Regions from separate parts of the Mus musculus genome. Here region 2 is linked to region 1. A link is a loop called in an ENCODE intact Hi-C map of the cell type or tissue named here. Cell type or tissue: left cerebral cortex. All regions are shown on one strand. Each heading gives the region's core, and the rest is flanking DNA. Links, peaks and the distances in the headings are about the cores only. Region 1 holds the start of Dclk3 (doublecortin-like kinase 3). Region 2 overlaps Trank1 (tetratricopeptide repeat and ankyrin repeat containing 1).

Evidence for each region. A loop is a pair of places that touch in the nucleus more often than their neighbours do. Peaks named below come from ENCODE experiments on the same cell type or tissue, not always from the same donor. Only the 100,000 strongest peaks of a DNase experiment are listed, where the experiment ranks them.
Region 2: it touches region 1 in a loop (8-fold over the local background); 3 of 42 quality-filtered maps call a loop at or near these places.

What each region holds. Positions count from the first base shown.
Region 1 is chr9:111,434,663-111,442,992 of GRCm38, reverse strand. It overlaps Dclk3 (doublecortin-like kinase 3), which reads right to left and starts at 3,912. Exons shown (of 5, transcript NM_172928.5): 1 at 3,641-3,912. The coding sequence starts at 3,728. In left cerebral cortex, for the core only: a CTCF peak has its summit at 3,316; DNase peaks (open chromatin) are centred at 2,989, 3,326, 3,831, 7,354 and 1 more place; H3K4me3 peaks cover 3,643 bases; H3K27ac peaks cover 1,619 bases.
Region 2 is chr9:111,377,703-111,386,032 of GRCm38, reverse strand. It overlaps Trank1 (tetratricopeptide repeat and ankyrin repeat containing 1), which reads right to left. Exons shown (of 22, transcript NM_001164659.1): 14 at 8,112-8,255; 15 at 7,067-7,223; 16 at 2,871-2,959. Among named protein-coding and RNA genes, the nearest start is that of Gm51693, 20 kb to the left of the region's middle. In left cerebral cortex, for the core only: a CTCF peak has its summit at 7,625 (motif pointing right); DNase peaks (open chromatin) are centred at 4,472, 4,765, 7,581, 8,082 and 5 more places; H3K27ac peaks cover 5,581 bases.

The DNA.
Region 1 (8,330 bases), core at 50-8,049:
GAAGGTGAAGACTCTAGGATTCCCAGGGAAGTTCAAAGTCTTGCCTGGGGTCTCTGGGAGGCCTCACACACCTAGGATTGGAACCTAAAGCCCCTCCCCAGTTCCCAGGACAGATGCCTTCGTCCTCTTACTCCACCCTCCTGGATTTCCCACTTCTGACCTACACCACCTGGCAGTGCATGGAAACATCTCTTTCAAATTACTCCCCCACAGATACTTTTAGAAGGGCCTGCCACAAGATGGAACGAATTTAGATGTTAACAGGCAGCAACCTGAGAAGATGGGGAAACCTGGGCACAAACAGATAGAGCAAGCCTCTGGACCCCAATAGGGGAACTCCTACCAACCAAAGGCCTCCGAGGAAAGCGGCCCTCTCAGCTACAGAGACCTGCTGTGGAAAAGGCCCCTAAGGGGTTCCAAGACCAAGCTGGAGGACACTAGGTCACTCACCCTGGCGAGGCACCACTGCAGCCTGTGAGTAGGAGGTTCACAAGGCACCTTTCTTTTGCTGCATTTAGGAAGACACTAAGGCTCTTATAAACGAGAAAAGCAAACTATTTTTGCCTGAAACATTATGGGAAACATGAAAGGAAAAATTTCCCCTGAACTGGGCAATGGAAAGATTTTACACACACACACACAAACACACATACACATACATATACATGTACACACAGGCACACACACATGCATATACACACATAGATAGATGCATACCACACATACACACACAAGCACACACATAGACCCACACACAGGCACACATACATACACAGATGTATACACACAAACACAAACATGCATATGCATTCATACATACACACAGGCATATACACATAGACACACACACATGGACACATACATAGATACATACACATACAAACATGCATACACATTCACCCACATATACATGCACACACACACAGGCACATGCATGCACATACACACATACATGTATGCATACACACACATACAAACACAAGCATGCATATGCACACACAGAGATATAAGAGCTTGGGACAACAGAACAACTCTCCACTTTATTTTTGCTTCTCTGAGCACCAAGTCCAAGGGCTGTCCCACCCAGAACTCTGAGCACTGTGCCAAAGGCACACTGATGAGGCCATGGTGCTGAGGTTTGCCAGTCCTGGGTCTGGGCACCAAGACCATGAGCCAAGATGAGGCACTGTGAATTCACCTAAAGGCGACCTAGAAGAAGCAGGCTTTCCACTGCTGCTGCTACCAATGCTGCTGGTAAGGAACAGTGGGAGGAGGAAGCACACTAAGAGTGAGAAGGCTCTCAGACATGGTGGCACATATCTGTAATCCCAGCACTCGAGAAGTGGAGGCAGAAGGATCATGAGTTCAAGGCCAGCCTCCGGTACATATATAGTTCAAAGTCAGCCTAGTTCACATGAGAGCCTCCTCCCAAAAACAAACATGGAAAGAAATCAGGGAGGGAGGGAAGGAGGGAGGGGGGACATGTGCTGGTTAGTTATTTTGGTCAAGTTGACACAAACCAGGGTCATTTGGGAAAAGGGGCCTTCAATTGAGAAAATGCCTCCATAAGACTAATAGTAAGTCTGTGGGCATTTTCTTGATTAATGATTAACGTGGGAGGGCCCAGCTCATTGTGGGCAGTGCCACCTCTGGACAAGTCAGCCTGGGTTATATAAGACCAAGACATAGGGACAAACCACTAAGCAGCATTCCTCTGTGACCCCTGCTTCTGCTTGTCCACAGGTTCTTGCCCTGAGTTCCTGTCCTGATTCCCTGTCATAGCGGACTGTAACCTATAAGCTAAAATAGACCCTTTCCTTCCCAAGCTGCTTCTGGCCATGGTGTTTATGACAGCAAAGAAGAGCAAACTAGAATAGGAGGGAAATGATTCCATGTTCTGTGGTTTGTTTCCTTGGTTGGTTGGTTGGTTGGTTGGCTGGTTAGTTGGTTGGTTGGTTGGTTGGTTGGTTGGTTGGTTGGTTTTGCTGTTGTTTCTCAGAATCAGACCCCAAGGAGGAATCCCTATGACAGGGAGTGAGTGTATTCATTGTTGTTCACAGGAAAGAGTGGTTGAGAACTGCAGAAGCCAGCTAAGACCCAAAAGCAAGCCGAGTGAGGGAAGCAAGACCCTCAAAGATCCTTGGGAGTTAACCATGTAATGACAAAGAAACTTAATGATAAACAAAGAACATCACGCCTCACTCAGTGTCCTAGTGAGGAGCCTAGGAGGTGAGCTAACTAATGTTCTCCTCAAGACCCATTAGTTGTCAGTCAGGGGCTGCCCCAGAGAGATGTGCACTTACAGCCAGTCCTTGCTCTGAACATGTAACAGCTGAGCAGCGCAAAGGTCAGCCTCCAGTGGAGGTAGGGGGTGACTTACAGCTCAGAGCCAAGTACTCGGGGCTCTAATGTGCCACAATAGGACTGTGGAGAGAGAGCTGGTCAGTAAGTATAACTCAGAAATCACAGCTGCCTCCCTTTGCCCTTCCTCCCGTGGCATCGCGCTAACAATACTATCACAGAGAACTTGCTTTGCTGAAGTTGGGAGTAGACAAACCAGCACTCCACAGCCCTGTTTCCTCCCTGGGGCTCTGCTTTCTCCCCCCCCCCCCCAGGAATAACGTGTCCCTACCTAGAGCTCTGGGAACCTCGCTTCTCTGTGATCCTTAGCCCAACACTAGCCCCAGTAGATCACCCCTGTAAAAGCCAACAGACCCCCCTCTGCAGGCCCCAAAACAGTCTCCTTAATGCCAGCATATGTTATAAGAGCGGTTGAGAGTGGGACCTAGCTCCCACTGGACGGCTATCAACCATCAAGTAGAGGACAGAGAATGGTCTGGACTCAGAAGGAGTGAGGCAGAGAAATGACTCACTATATGGAGCAAGTAACAACCTAATTCCCTCCACAGCTTCTCAGCCCCACTCCCAGCAGGCACATACTCTGGGAAGGTGTCCCCAGACGCCTCTGCCCGGCCCGGGAGCTGCCTCATCCTTTCTCCACCACACCTCGCCCCCAGAGCCAGACGTGGAAAGGAGTGAAAACGTGGGGCTATATTTGAAATGAATTGATGGTTCTATTTCTCCCGCTCTGATCTAGCCTGCTAATTCCCAAACACTCTGCCTGTACTGTTTCTTTCTAACCCCCCTTTGTTCTTCTGTGACTCTCTGGCTAGAAACAGCGCTCTGGAAAGCAGGGTTCAGTAAACCTCTCCACAACTCTTGGATGACCTTTGACAAGGAGGTAGCTCTAGAGCTTCAAAACAGAGGTTCTTTCAGAAAAGGATGGAATGAGGGACGTCTCTGGGTGACTAGTGCCTCCCCCATGAAGATTAATCAACGACAGCTCCCTCTGTGGTGACTCTTCCTGCAGCCTCCTGCACCTGCCCAGTATGTTTTTCCAGGAATGGCGTTCTGATTGCCCAGAGGGGAACCGCTCAAGCTGGTGTCACCCCCTAGCAAGTTTCCCGTTGTGTAGAGGGGTTGCACAAGTACACACATGCACACAACAGACTCACGCAGAGCACACATGAACTCAAATCGCAAGCCTGCACACATGCCTGCACAGTGCATCCCCGTAGGGTCTGCCTCTGCTGCCCCATCGCTCAGAGTGGGGTTCCCGACAGTCACCGAGGGCACTTACCCGGAATGGGAGGCGCAGGGCGACTGGGTGCCGGCGGGGCGGGGGTCGCTGGCGGCGGCGGCGGGCGCAGGACCGGCGCGGCTGGCATGGTTGGCGGCCTGGCTGCAGGTGGCAGCTCTTGGACGTGGCCCGACGGCGGCCAAGCGGGCGCAGGAAGGCGCCGGGACTACTCGCTGCACAGAGCGATCCAGGTCTCCTCTTCCTTTAGGTTGCTGCTGGCGGCAGCCACGGCGCAAGGACAGTCTCCTCAGCGCGAGCTTGACAACCGCGCTGCCGCCGCCGCCCCGCCCCGCCCCTCCCCGCCTCGCCCCGCCTCGCCCTAGGCCACCCGGGGGCGGTGGAGTTGGCAGTGAACTTGAGCAAGCAGGGCGCTCCAGGAGAGCTAGCTGGACAGCCAGTACCCCACAGGATCTCTTCTCTCTCTCTCTCTCTCTCTCTCTCTCTCTCTCTCTCTCTCTCTCTCTCATATCTCTCTCTCTCATATCTCTCTCTCTCATATATCTCCTTCCTACCTCCTTTCTCTCTCCTTCCTTCCCTCCTTCCTTCCCTATTCCCTCTGCCAAGGCTGTTCCAGCTAAGGGACTAGGGGACTGGTTTTGACTTGAGGCTCTACAGTGCTCTCAGTGGGTGACTCCCAAGTCAAGGAGGTCTGGAACCCCAGCAACCCTGCCTCTCCCTGCAGCACAGAGGCCAAACTGTAGGTACGCCACCAAAACGTTCTTTTTGCACCCAGAATCAAAGTTAGGACACAGTGGTTCCAACCCAGGAGGGGAAGAGAGTCAAATAGACGGAGCTTTAGGGATCAGATGCTGAGTCTCCTGCCTTGTGTGGCAGAAGTCAAGCAACACCTGATGGTGGATAACCATCGTTTCCCTGTAGTTTGGCTTAACACACTCGGCAGTAGGGGTCTTGAGCTCTCAGCTCAAGACAACACACCACAGTGCATTTATCCCACACGTTGCTGCATGCTGTGGGGAAAACTAACTGTTCACATATTCACAACCCCCCCACCTTATTAACAGAACACCAATTTTAGCTGAAGACATTGCAACCCTCAATAAAGACTGCATTTCCCAGCTGCCCTGGTGCCAAAACTAACCAATAAGAAAAGGTCTTGGCCAGTGAAATATAACTGGGAAGCTTTGTGTGAGACTCTCAAAATGGTTTTGAGGCTCATAGATGCTTTCCGTGGTCCCGTTCCACCTCCTGCCTCACCTGGCATTCAAATATGGTATCTATAGTATGTTAGATTACAGGAGTAATTTCTCGTTCCATCTTTTAATAGACTTAGACCACCTACCTGTATTAGATAGTCTCATTACTGTGACAAAACACATAAGCTAACCAGTAGCCAATTTTTTAAATTATTTTTTATTATTTTAAATTATGTGCACAAGTATGTGTTGGGAGGTGCACATTGGTGTAGGTGCCCACAGATTTTTGCAGAGGATGTCCAAGCCCCTGGAGCCTGAGTTATAACAACCAACTTGTGAGCCATCTCTTGTGGGTCTGAGAACCAAATTCAAGTCCTCTCCAACACAAGGGAGTACTCTTAAGCACTAAGCCATCTCCCTAGCTCCCTGAGTTCATGCTTTAAATGGAAGAAATATTTGTTTGGATCATAGTCTCAGAGGTTTCAATTCATGCTTGCTTGGCCCTGGTGGTGGTGCAGCATGTCATGACAAGAACACAAGAAGGAAGAGATTTATTTATTAGATCTTGACGGCCAAGAAGCAAAGACAAGAAAGTGCTGGGGCCCCGGTATCACTTCAAGGGTGTGATGCCAGTGACCTAACTTCCTCCCACTAATTGGCATACCCAAATGGCCTGCCACCACAGGCTAGAGAGTAGGCCTTCAACCCCTAGGCTTCTGGGGAAGATCCAAGATCCAAATCACAACCACACCCTTTGTCCCTTCAAACCACAGTATTTCTCTGCATCATGTCTGTCATTGTGGCCATCTTTCTTAAATGACCAATGGGGTGCTATTGGATGTGTATCCTCCTGGACTCACTCCCTAGGATCTGCTCCTCCTGGCCAAGGAGAACATGGAGAAACATGAATCAGGCCTCAGCATCAACCTACAGCTAACATTTGACCTGATTTTAGAGCTACTCCATAGGACTGGAGACCTAGAAGTGACAGAGATAAATGCCCATAGTTACAAACAATTACGTTCTGAGCTATTGTGTCCCTCAAGATTATTGCAGCAAAAGCTAGCTAATATGGTGTCCCACAATACTGGAGCCTTCTTGGATTAAATGGTTGCCTTAAAATTTTAAGACAAGCCCAAAATATTATAGACCAATAAAATAGAGGTTGGGGTCCCACATGACAGTGCAAAGCTACGCCAATAGTATATTTCCCTTTTTAAAAGAGAATGCTTCCTTGTATATCTAAGCTGCTACAGTCCTATTACCTAAGAAATGATATTTTTGCCAGTTCTTCAAAGTAAAATATTTTTCACACACACACAAAACAAACAAACAAACAAACAAACAAACATTGAATACAGATCTAGGCAGTCATTTAAATGCAAAATAGAGGTCTAAGAAGGAACTCCATGCTCACAGTAAGCCACTGAACTAAAGATAATTTGGCATAGCTCAAGGGAGTGCAACAGTGGCCATGGAGCCTGTCCAAGGCATAGGGCTACTTTGGTCTCCAGGAAGTAAGCTCACTCATAGCTCCAGTTAAGCAGAAGAGTCAAAGGCGTTTAAGGATGTCTAAGGAAATCTCTTAGGGGGCTGGAGTAGGGGTTGAGGGGGGCCACTCAGTGGTTAGAACACTGGCCACACAGGGCTGGGCGCTAGAGTTTGGATCTCCAGATCCTACTTCAGTACCAGGCTGGAATCACAACTCACCCTCCCAGTTTCAGAGGCAGAGATTGGGGGATCTTCAGGGGAAGCTAGATTACATAACCGGCCATATTGTCCAGCTAAGTTCTGGGTTCAAGAGACTCTGCCCCAATAAATAGTATGAGAGAGTGATCAAAAGGGTTCTCAATTCAACACTGGGTCTCTCTACTTGCAAGTCTTTCAAAAGCAGCAAGGCCTTACCCAGAAACACTCCTCACCGTGGCGTGTCTCAGGATCTGCCTTCTCCAGAGAAAGAAGACCCCCACCCAGCATATGTATTCTAATTATCTTTGTTGAGGAGGGGCTTGGAGATGTTTCCTGGAAGACTACCCTGACTGGGATGCCACTGTGTGTTTAAGGGTAACTTAGAAGAGAGATTTTGGTGGAGATCATGGAACCTCTAAGAAAAAAACTCTCTGTTCCCAGAATTACATGGAGGTGGGGAGAGACTCCCAATGGGAGCTTCAGAAAGTGAGAAAATGGGGACTCTCCCGTGACAGAGCTCACTTGTTTAATGAGCCTGCAGTGGGCACTTGGTCTCCTCATCAGATTGACAGAATATTCTTAGATGTCTCCTCCCCGAAACCACTACCATCATCCTCATCTCCCCAGCGAAACTTGAAATCTGTCTCTGTCTGTCTGTCTGTCTGTCTGTCTGTCTCTGTCTGTCATCTGCCTGCCCCCCCCCCCATTCATTATCATTTCTCTTTTTGAAACAAGATCTCATGTATCCCAGTCTGGCCTCAAACTTCCCACGTAACAGCAGATGGCTTTGGCCCTCTTATCCTCTTGCCTCCACCTCCCAAGTGTCTGGAACACAGGCATGTACTACATGGAACAGAGGACTAGAGATATAGCTCAATGAATGTGGCAGTGAGCCTAAAACCCAGGGCTGCCTGCATGCAAGCTAAATAAATACTCTACCCCAGCTACATCTGCAGCTAGTCACCAGCCCAAGAGACTACTTCTCCTGTACATACCCACTGCCTTCTGTCCTCTTTAGACTAGCTTGGATCTACTGCCCCGAACTGTCTCTATGGGATGTCTCAGAAAACCATTTCTATCCGTTTTTTCCTTCACCCTGCTGATATGACCAGTCTCCTCTTGTTCATTAAATTTTCTTCTGGTCTGACGTCCTGGAACCTGTCCGTTTTAATCCTATCCTTCTTAACAACGCATAGATTTCTATAAGCCTGGGGCCAGACTGAGTTTATAGGAGACGCTGACCAAAAATAAAGTACAAACAAAAACAAAAACAAAAACCAGGGACTAGGGAGATGGTTCAGCCTTTTCTACTCTTGCAAAGGAGCCAGATTATGTTCCCAGTACCCCATGACAGCTTACAACTGTCCTTAACACCCTATTTTGTCTCCTTGGGCACCATGCACATGCATACACATAAAGTAAAAGTAGAAAAAATGTTTGAACAACAACAAATAAATAAGCAAACATGCTTGCTATTCTCTGGTGCCCCTTAAATCTTACGACTATTGGGGGATTTCTTACTGTCTTTGGCATACTCTTCTTGGATGATCTTATCTAAGCCCTTGATTTTCATTCCCATCTTGAATGACATCCCACAGGAGCCTTCTACAGTATATCCAGAAAGCTGTCCCCACCCCTGCCTGTCTTTTATCCTTGATCATATTTAACTCATCCAGGCCATAAACCTATGAATTAATGTCAAGTCCAACGCCATCACCAAGCGCTCTGCTGTCCCTTCCTCTGCCCCACTCACTCAGTTGGCCCTGCTCAAGCTTTCTGAACGTTCTCAGTCAGATCCTTGACATCTCTGCATCTCTCCACTTCAGCCTTCCCCCAGGTCATTGGCT
Region 2 (8,330 bases), core at 91-8,090, 57 kb after region 1:
CAACTTCAGTCAGAGCCATGGAGCAATGGGTCCAAAGTCCCCCAGTGGCTATTCTGGGCTTTGACATAATTGCTAACTACAGTGGCACCTGTGTGCTAGTAGACAGCAGTGTAGACATGGTGTTATAAAAATACAGTAGAGATAACAATCAGAGCATATTCAGATCCTTGGAGCATGCAGATCTGTGTTCACAAACCTCTGACTATGAGATGTGCAAAAGGGTGTCAAAGGGACTCCAAGCATAATTCAAATCCTGGCCAGCAGAAAGCGGCTCTTCTGAATCAGGAGTGCTCGCACTGTCTCAAAGCAGGAGCTAGAGAAGCAGTGGGCTCCCACTGTCCCTGGCAGTAGGTCGTGGTGTTGATGCAGGAGGCACTGAGTGGTGCTTTCTGGTGACTCAGACAGAATGACCTCTCCCACTCATGCTCTGTGCTCCTGTCCTTCCAGGCCCACGGGCTGGGACCTGTACCACCCTCCTTCCCAGCTAGGACCTTTGCATGCACTGTTCTAACTGAAAGGCTCCCACTTCCTTTCTCTGCCTAATTCACTTCATTTATTCTAACAGTCTCAAGACCCCCTTTCTGAAAGAAGGCTTCCCTGACCTCCCGTGTCCAGAACAGGTGGCTCTGGGAAAAGCTTGTTCTCTTCTGTGACACCTGCAATACTGAATTGTGCACTTGTCTATAGTCCACTGTTGCTCGCCATCATATTCTTAGGGTCTAAATAGAACGTCTGGCCCATAGCTCAACAAGTATTTGTTGGATGAATGATCTTGCATGGTGGTTCTGACACATTCATTGACATGCAGCCAAAAACTCAATAAGCCACCTGAGTCCTGAAGTCCTTTAGCGGGGTCAAAATAAAGTCAGGCGAGGAGAAGGCTTTTTATAACATTCTCATCTGTGCCGGCTCCCCTAAAAAAATTTTAGATTCAAACATTCAAAAGGTATTTTTTAAGGGATAAATAATTGGAATCCCATGGACAACACATATGGGTAACATCAACGATGCTCTGAAAGGAACGAAAGGTGAGGCTTCACATTGCAGCTGCTGCTGCCCAGCTGCCTTGCAGCTCCCTCCCTGCTGCCTCCCTCCACCCTGCCTAAAAAGATTTTGCTTTTACAGCAGCCAAATGTTCCATACTTCTATCTATCAATTTCTAGGGCTAAATATTACATAGTTTGAAAATGACTCTTCACACAGAGCAAATCTATAACAGCGTGGCTCTGTTGCTTCCCCTCATGCCCCCGCTCTCATGCTCCCGCCTCTGCCTCTGCCTCCCACAGGCCTTTGCTATACCTTTGCTGCTTCTACTCCTGCAGTCATAAATCTGCCTGTCTCCTGGTCCTTCAGTACAGGCTGTGACTTATCAGTTTATTGTGTCCAATGAGAATTCAGCAAAAGGGGCACGGGGCTAATTCTAAGAAAAGGCCTCCAGGGACTGGCATACTTCTTTGAACCCTGGTATCATATGAACTAGCCCAGACTGACCTGCTCAAGGATCAGGGACAAGTTTTCCAAGAATCCAGTGACCGCCCTTTCCCCCCCCCCATCCTGGCCCCCATAACCAGCCAATCACTAGAAACAGAACAACACAACTGAATGGAAGCTGAGTGTGGACATATGAATTCTCCAGGTGAGCCCAGAAGCTATTCAGCTGATTCAAACTGCCAGCCCTTAGAACTGGGAACAGCACAAATTTCTTGTGATTTCAGTTCAGATAGGAGGTCTTTGTTATGCAGCAACAGATGACTGAGAAACCCAGATATGTGTTCTTTTCTGTGCATGTAAACCATTTCCCCTGTCATCACCACAGACAAAATTCTTCTAGGAATCAAGGCTAAGGAAACTTGAAGAGCTGTCTCCCAGGTATGTGAGACCGCAGACATCTCATGGCATGGCTTTAATCAGTTCTGAATTGCAGTTCCAGGCTCTTTACCACTGCCTAGTTCCTTCACTCAGGCCTAACTTTATAGAATCAAATAATGAGGGTTGCTAGGCAACAGAATAAGCCCCACAGAGAAAGAAACCACTGACTCACAGTGTCTATTAGTCATAGAAGCAAAACCGTGGGCATCTTTCTGTGACACTTAAGAAGCTGGATATCACATATGGGGCACAGAAGTCAAGAAAGCCATCTGTTAAACCCAGCCCAGCTGCTTTCAGCTGTAGACATGCGTACCCAGTCACCCAGGTGACCAGGTGCCCAGGCAGTCAGTTCCAGGAGGTGTGATCTCTTAGGGATCTGTTTGTGGTGGTGTTGCTACCCACAGAATCCTCCTTCCTTTCTTGCCAGATGGAAAGATCTACTCTACATAAAGGGCTGAAGCTGTCAGGCAGGACTGTACTCTCAGATGACTTTGCAGAGATGGGGGCATGTGACCTAGTACCAACCAGGAGAAAGATGATCTAAAGAGAGATCCTAAAGAAGTAAGTGCCTGCCTTCATTCCCGTGTGGGATGGTGCTGAAGCAGCCACTTACAGATACAAGGGGACACTCTAACAGGCTGCACAGAAAAGGGAAGAAATAAAATAAGATTGGGCCTCTGATGGTTTTGTTGAGCTGCAAAAATCAATCAAGGAAATAAAAATAGGAGAGATCCTTGGCAGGGGACAGGCCTTGATACTCTACCTACCTATGAGTGTGTCCAGCAATTAGCTAAAACGAAGAACTGCCCATGTCTGCACTGACTGGCGAGGGAAGGGTGCAGGGAGCTCTTCTCCTGTCAGGACAAACTCAGAAGAAGTGACAGAATCACTGCCATCCTCACTGTGTCATAGTCACCAGTGTGATAGTGGGAAACCTTCCCATGAGCTCTGCCAAGGACCACAGACATCCCTCACCCTTGGTGTCTGGCCCGGCTCCTTACCTTCCAGCACTGGTGCTTGGCATAATAGTCTCCTTGTATGATCCATTCATAAGGAGTTGAGGTCTTAACAAACATGCTATCATCAAAGTCTGCAATGAAAGTGAAAAGCCAGTTTGTTTCTCCAGGCAGTAGGCATTGACTTATACCTGGTTGACCTAAACTGTATCCTCCCATATTCATTGAATTCTTTATCTCTACTGCTGCAAAACAAGACTTTATTTGGAGACAAGAGCTATTTGATGAAACCTTTAGAGTGATCCTTAATTCAATCTCACTGGTATCCTTGGAAGAGATAAGGATACACACACACACACACACACACACACACACACACACACACACATATACACACACGCACGCACACGCACGCACCACACAGAGCAAAGTCCATGTGAGGACACAGTGAGAAGGTGTTGCTTGTCTGGAAGCCCAAGAGTGGCCTCAGAAGGAACTAACCCAGCCCACTCCTTGACCACGCCTTGTATCCACTAGAGATGTGAGAAAGTGACTTCTTTTGGCGCTCATGCTTACAGTCTAGACCTCATCAACATGTGTTTTAGCACCAAAATGGGCCAGTGTAGGTTTCATAAGGAGGAGGTAGAAGTGAGAAAAGGACATAATTTGCCTTTTAAATTCTGGTCTACTTTCCTTGTCTGTAGCTATGAAGTAGAAGACAGTGATTATTAATTCCTCCTTGAAAATTCAAAGCCAACCAGTTCTTTTTTTTAATTAGGTATTTTCTTCATTTACATTTCCAATGTTATCCCAAAAGTCCCCCATACCCTCCCCCCCACCCCCCTACCACCCACTCCCACTTCTTGGCCCTGGCATCCCCCTGTACTGAGGCATATAAAGTTTGCACGACCAATGGGCCTCTCTTTCCAGTGATGGCCAACTAGGCCATCTTCTGATACATATGCAGCTAGAGACATGAGCTCTGGGCGTACTGGTTAGTTCATATTGTTGTTCCACCTATAGGGTTACAGATCCCTTTAGCTCCTTGGGTGCTTTCTCTAGCTCCTCCATTGGGGGCCCTGTGATCCATCCAATAGCTAACTGTGAGCCTCCAGTTCTGTGTTTGCTAGGCCCCAGCATAGCCTCACAAGAGACAGCTAACTAGTTTTTAGCAAGCTCCCAGATTCAAGGTAACAGGATCTTACAATGTATATGATATTTGGATTCTGTTGGAGTTACATCTCAATAAACCCCATACTAAACTGGAAATACCATAAATTGAAGAGTGCTTGGCTTAGCACACTAGCACACTGTGGGGTTCTGGCCATTCACTGTCGTGTGTGTGTGTGTGTGTGTGTGTGTGTGTGTGTGTGTGTATGCCCGGCAGCTATGGCTCACTGCCACTGACCAGCCTTGCACTCACTTATTGCTAGCTGAAGAAAAGACAAAAATTCAAAATATAGTTTCTACTGAAGTATATCAGCTGTGTGTACCAATGTGAAGCTTAAAAATTCCAAGCTGAACAAAACCCATTTTTTGCTTTAGCTGCCGATATTGTCCTCATAGCTGTAGACAATCTAACACATTCCTGAGGGTGGGCACACACTACTGTAACCATCTGTTTGTCCTCCTGTTCCATACAAACCTTCCTGTAACTGCACCAGCTCTCTCCATCCATGGCCCTCAGAATGTCACCAGCAATGAGCAGCAATGCACAGCTCACGAAGTACCAGAGATATGGTGAATGCCAAGACAAAGACAGCAAGCCAGATCAAAGATAATGGGAGCAGAGATGCCTAGACTAAAAGGTACCAACTAGGGAAGCCAGGCAACCGTGCTCAGAAGGGGCAAACCCAGGCAGAGCTGCACAGCCTGCTCCGTCCCTGCTTCCTTCCAATAGTCTTCTGGAACATAACACAGCAAGGGCTTTGCAGCCACAAATGTTGGCTCTCTGTTCTGGGTGGATTTTATTCTCACAGTAAAACTCCACACCAAGCCGAAATGTATCATCACCACACTCAGCTCTCGCTCACTGTCCTGGAGAGACAGATGCTCTGGAAGAGTTTACTGTGCACAGCCATAGCTTGTTATTAAGACCTTGCTCCTGTGCTCCTACTGTCGCCATACAAAAGAAACTGTCATTCTTGAATATTTAACGTTGTAAATAAACTACCTATCTTAATCATATCTTCCAGTGGTACCAAAACATATCTGGGAATTAAAAGGAATATGGGTTACGGAATAAATTGAAATTTATATGCTACACCAAACTACCCCTTTTCCTTTTAGTGAGCAGGGAAAAGCCCATGTTGAGAAAGTCAGACCTGAACAAGGGCAAGTTCAGATGGCAGGATCCTTGAGAAGATGGGGTTTTTTTTACATTTTAAACCTTCAACTTTTCTCACCTTTTTTTTTAAACAATTGTTGTGTTCTAGGAACAGAATGTTGGATCTCAGTCCCCATTTGACCTATCAGCAATAACCAGAAATAGACAAGCAAGCCTCCCTGCTTCTTCCCCAGCCCTTAGAGAAATTAAGCATAGTCTAGAGGAACAAACTCATTAACTAGCTCTCAAGAAAGACAGATTTCTTCTCCATAAAGGGAAGATTTTTTTCCCTTCAAGGTTATCTTACTCAGAGAACTTCATTGTTTTATTAGCTAGTCTTTGTAAATTACGATAATAATAATATATGATAATTTTGTAAACCCCTCTAATACTAATAGAGAAGGAAATGATGTCCACATGTACTCAACCAATTCACAGCCACAAGATCTATACAAAAGCAAGCAATGTAAAGTCAGCGTCAGAGTAGCAGCCATGCAAACATGTCTTTTTGCATTTTCTGTCTCCAGACCCTCTCGCCATGCGGCTCTCTACTACTCGTAGCCAGTTGACTAGATATAAATAACTCCCTTGCTCTCTGAATCCTTGGCCCGTGTGCTCTGAGAGTCAGACACTGGACACTGGATTGTCTGAACTCTTGCTGTGGGGGTTTGAATGAGAATGTCCTCTACCAGCTCATGTGCTTGAATGCTTGATCCCCAGTTAGTGGAGTGTCTGCAGGGGCTTAGGTGTGATCTTGTTGGAAAAGATATGACCTCATTGGAGAGGTGTGGGAATGGGCTTTGAGGTTTTCCAAAGCCCATGCTAGGCCCAGTGTCCCCATCTGCCTGTTGCTGTCTCCTTGTGGATCAGAATGTAAACCTCTCAGTTACTACACTACACTATGCCTGTCTGCTTCCCACCATGATGACCACTGACTGGCCCTTTAAAACTGTAAGCAAGCCCGCCTGATGGCAGTGTAGAGTTGCTTCAGCTCTCCACTGAGGAACTAACAAGAAGGCTGAGGACACAGATGTGCCCAATTGACAGTATGAATATGTTTAAGGGGTTCACTCTGGTTTGGGAAAAATACAAAAGCCAAGCTAATTTTTAACTTACTGTTTGTATGTGCATTATATGACATAAACCTAGAGAAACTCCCTTGGTGTCTCTTCAGAGAACAGTAACTAAGAGACTCACAAACATAATTCTTAATGTACTTACTGGTGTGAGAAATGAGTTTGGTTTAACAGTTATAGGTACTCAAACAGATTTCATATGCATACACACATACAAACATACATGCAAGTGTTCTATTATGCTACATGCTGACAGACATACATAGTTTTTATATTTGTATTAATATAAAGTTCTTTAAAATTAGACCCTTCTATATTAGAAATCTATCTTAGTCTTTTTAATGAGTACATGGTATTTTGGCCTTTCCCATACTGGATGGACACTTAAGCCACTTTCATTTTCTTGTCATTACAACTAGAGCTATGTGATCTCTATTTTGATAAGCAATCTAAATCAAGCTACCCCAAAGCTTATAGCAACTTGTATTATACTACGATAGCCTAGGCAACTCTTATCCAAACACTCACTTTTAAAGGACAAATAACAGACTTTCCCCAAATGCATCTCAAACACTCTTTCCTAGATGCTTTGACATAAATAAGTTAAAGTGTTTTGTTTTTCTGAGAAAGTCATGGAAGGGATGCTATTAAACAAAATGAAACTCTAAAGCCCAGGCTGGAAGCACAGAGCAGTGGCAGAGCACTGGCTTAGGGCCCAGGTTCACTCTTCTGCACTATAAAACACACACATCAAACCCTGTGCCCTTTCTCCACGACCATCAGAACAGTAGGGAGCACACCTTTCCTCTGACAGCGAGAATATTTTAATGAGGTCTTACCTTTATTTTCATCTGTCTTTACAACTTGGACAAAGTCTCTCCTAATGAAATATTTGAAAGCAGGAGCTCGTTTCTCTAGGTTTTCGTCAAAGATCCAAAGGTTGACCCGAGCCCGAGTGATGGCAGTGTAGAGTTGCTTCAGCTCTCCATTGAGGAGCTAACAAGAAGGTTGAGGGCACAGATGATGAGCTGTGTGCCAATTGACAGTATGACTATGCTGTAAGGGGCTTACTCTTGTTTGGGAAAAAACACAAAAACTAAGCTAATTTTTAACTTACTTTACTATTTGTATGTGTGTTGTATGTACACGTGTTGGCACATATGTATAGGTCACAAGACAACTTTGTTGAGTAAGATCTCTCCTTCTCCTTGCATTCCCCAGGAACTGAACTCGGGTAGCCAGGTTTGCCTGGCATTTTGCCCACTGAGCCTCCTCACTGGCCCACAAAAAGAAAGTAGGTTTTAGAGACTGGAGCCTTGATTCTGCAGTTAAGAGCTCTAGCTGCTCGTGTAGAAGATGTCACGTAAGTCCCCAGCAGGTGGCTCCTGGATGGCTCTAATGCAGCTCCAGCAGACCCAGCACCCTCCTCCAGCCTCCACAGGAACCCACACACACATGAATAAATCATAAAAGAAACACTTTTATTAAATTAAGTTTTAAAGAATTACTGTAAATCTTGGAGGAGGACACCAGGACCTCACGATTGCTGTCATTTGATCTTTAAAATTAAGACACTCATACCTTGTATAACAGCTGTCATTACTACTAAACTAGTTCAAAAACATTCTGTGATTTCATCAAATTTCCTAAATAACGTTTAACTCCAAAGGAACTAAATGACTGAAGGCACTTTCACCTGCATGGTCCAGCGCTCTGCAGAGAGGGAGGAGGCAGCCAGCACCACCTCCCCTTCTCCACTCCCACTGCTGATATAATGGAAGGCAGCCAGCTGCAAGGAAACTCCATTTTCCATCTCAACTTCCCTTCAAGCCTTATTTGCTCTTTCCACACTAAATCACTGTGTGGACAAATGCACGTATTCACCTTGTACATCTCTGGGTTCACCATAAGGGACCGCGCCTGAGAGGGACTTGATCTCTCCAAGGGAACGTCAACCAATGGCCACTTTTCCTCTCTGGAGTCAGATGACGGTGTGAACGAGGAAATGATCTTCCATTCCTTGTAAGCCTGAACAACAACAAAAACAAGTTGAAGAACAACAGAATTTGCTTTTGAAGGGCCTCCCAAGCTTCTTGGAGAACT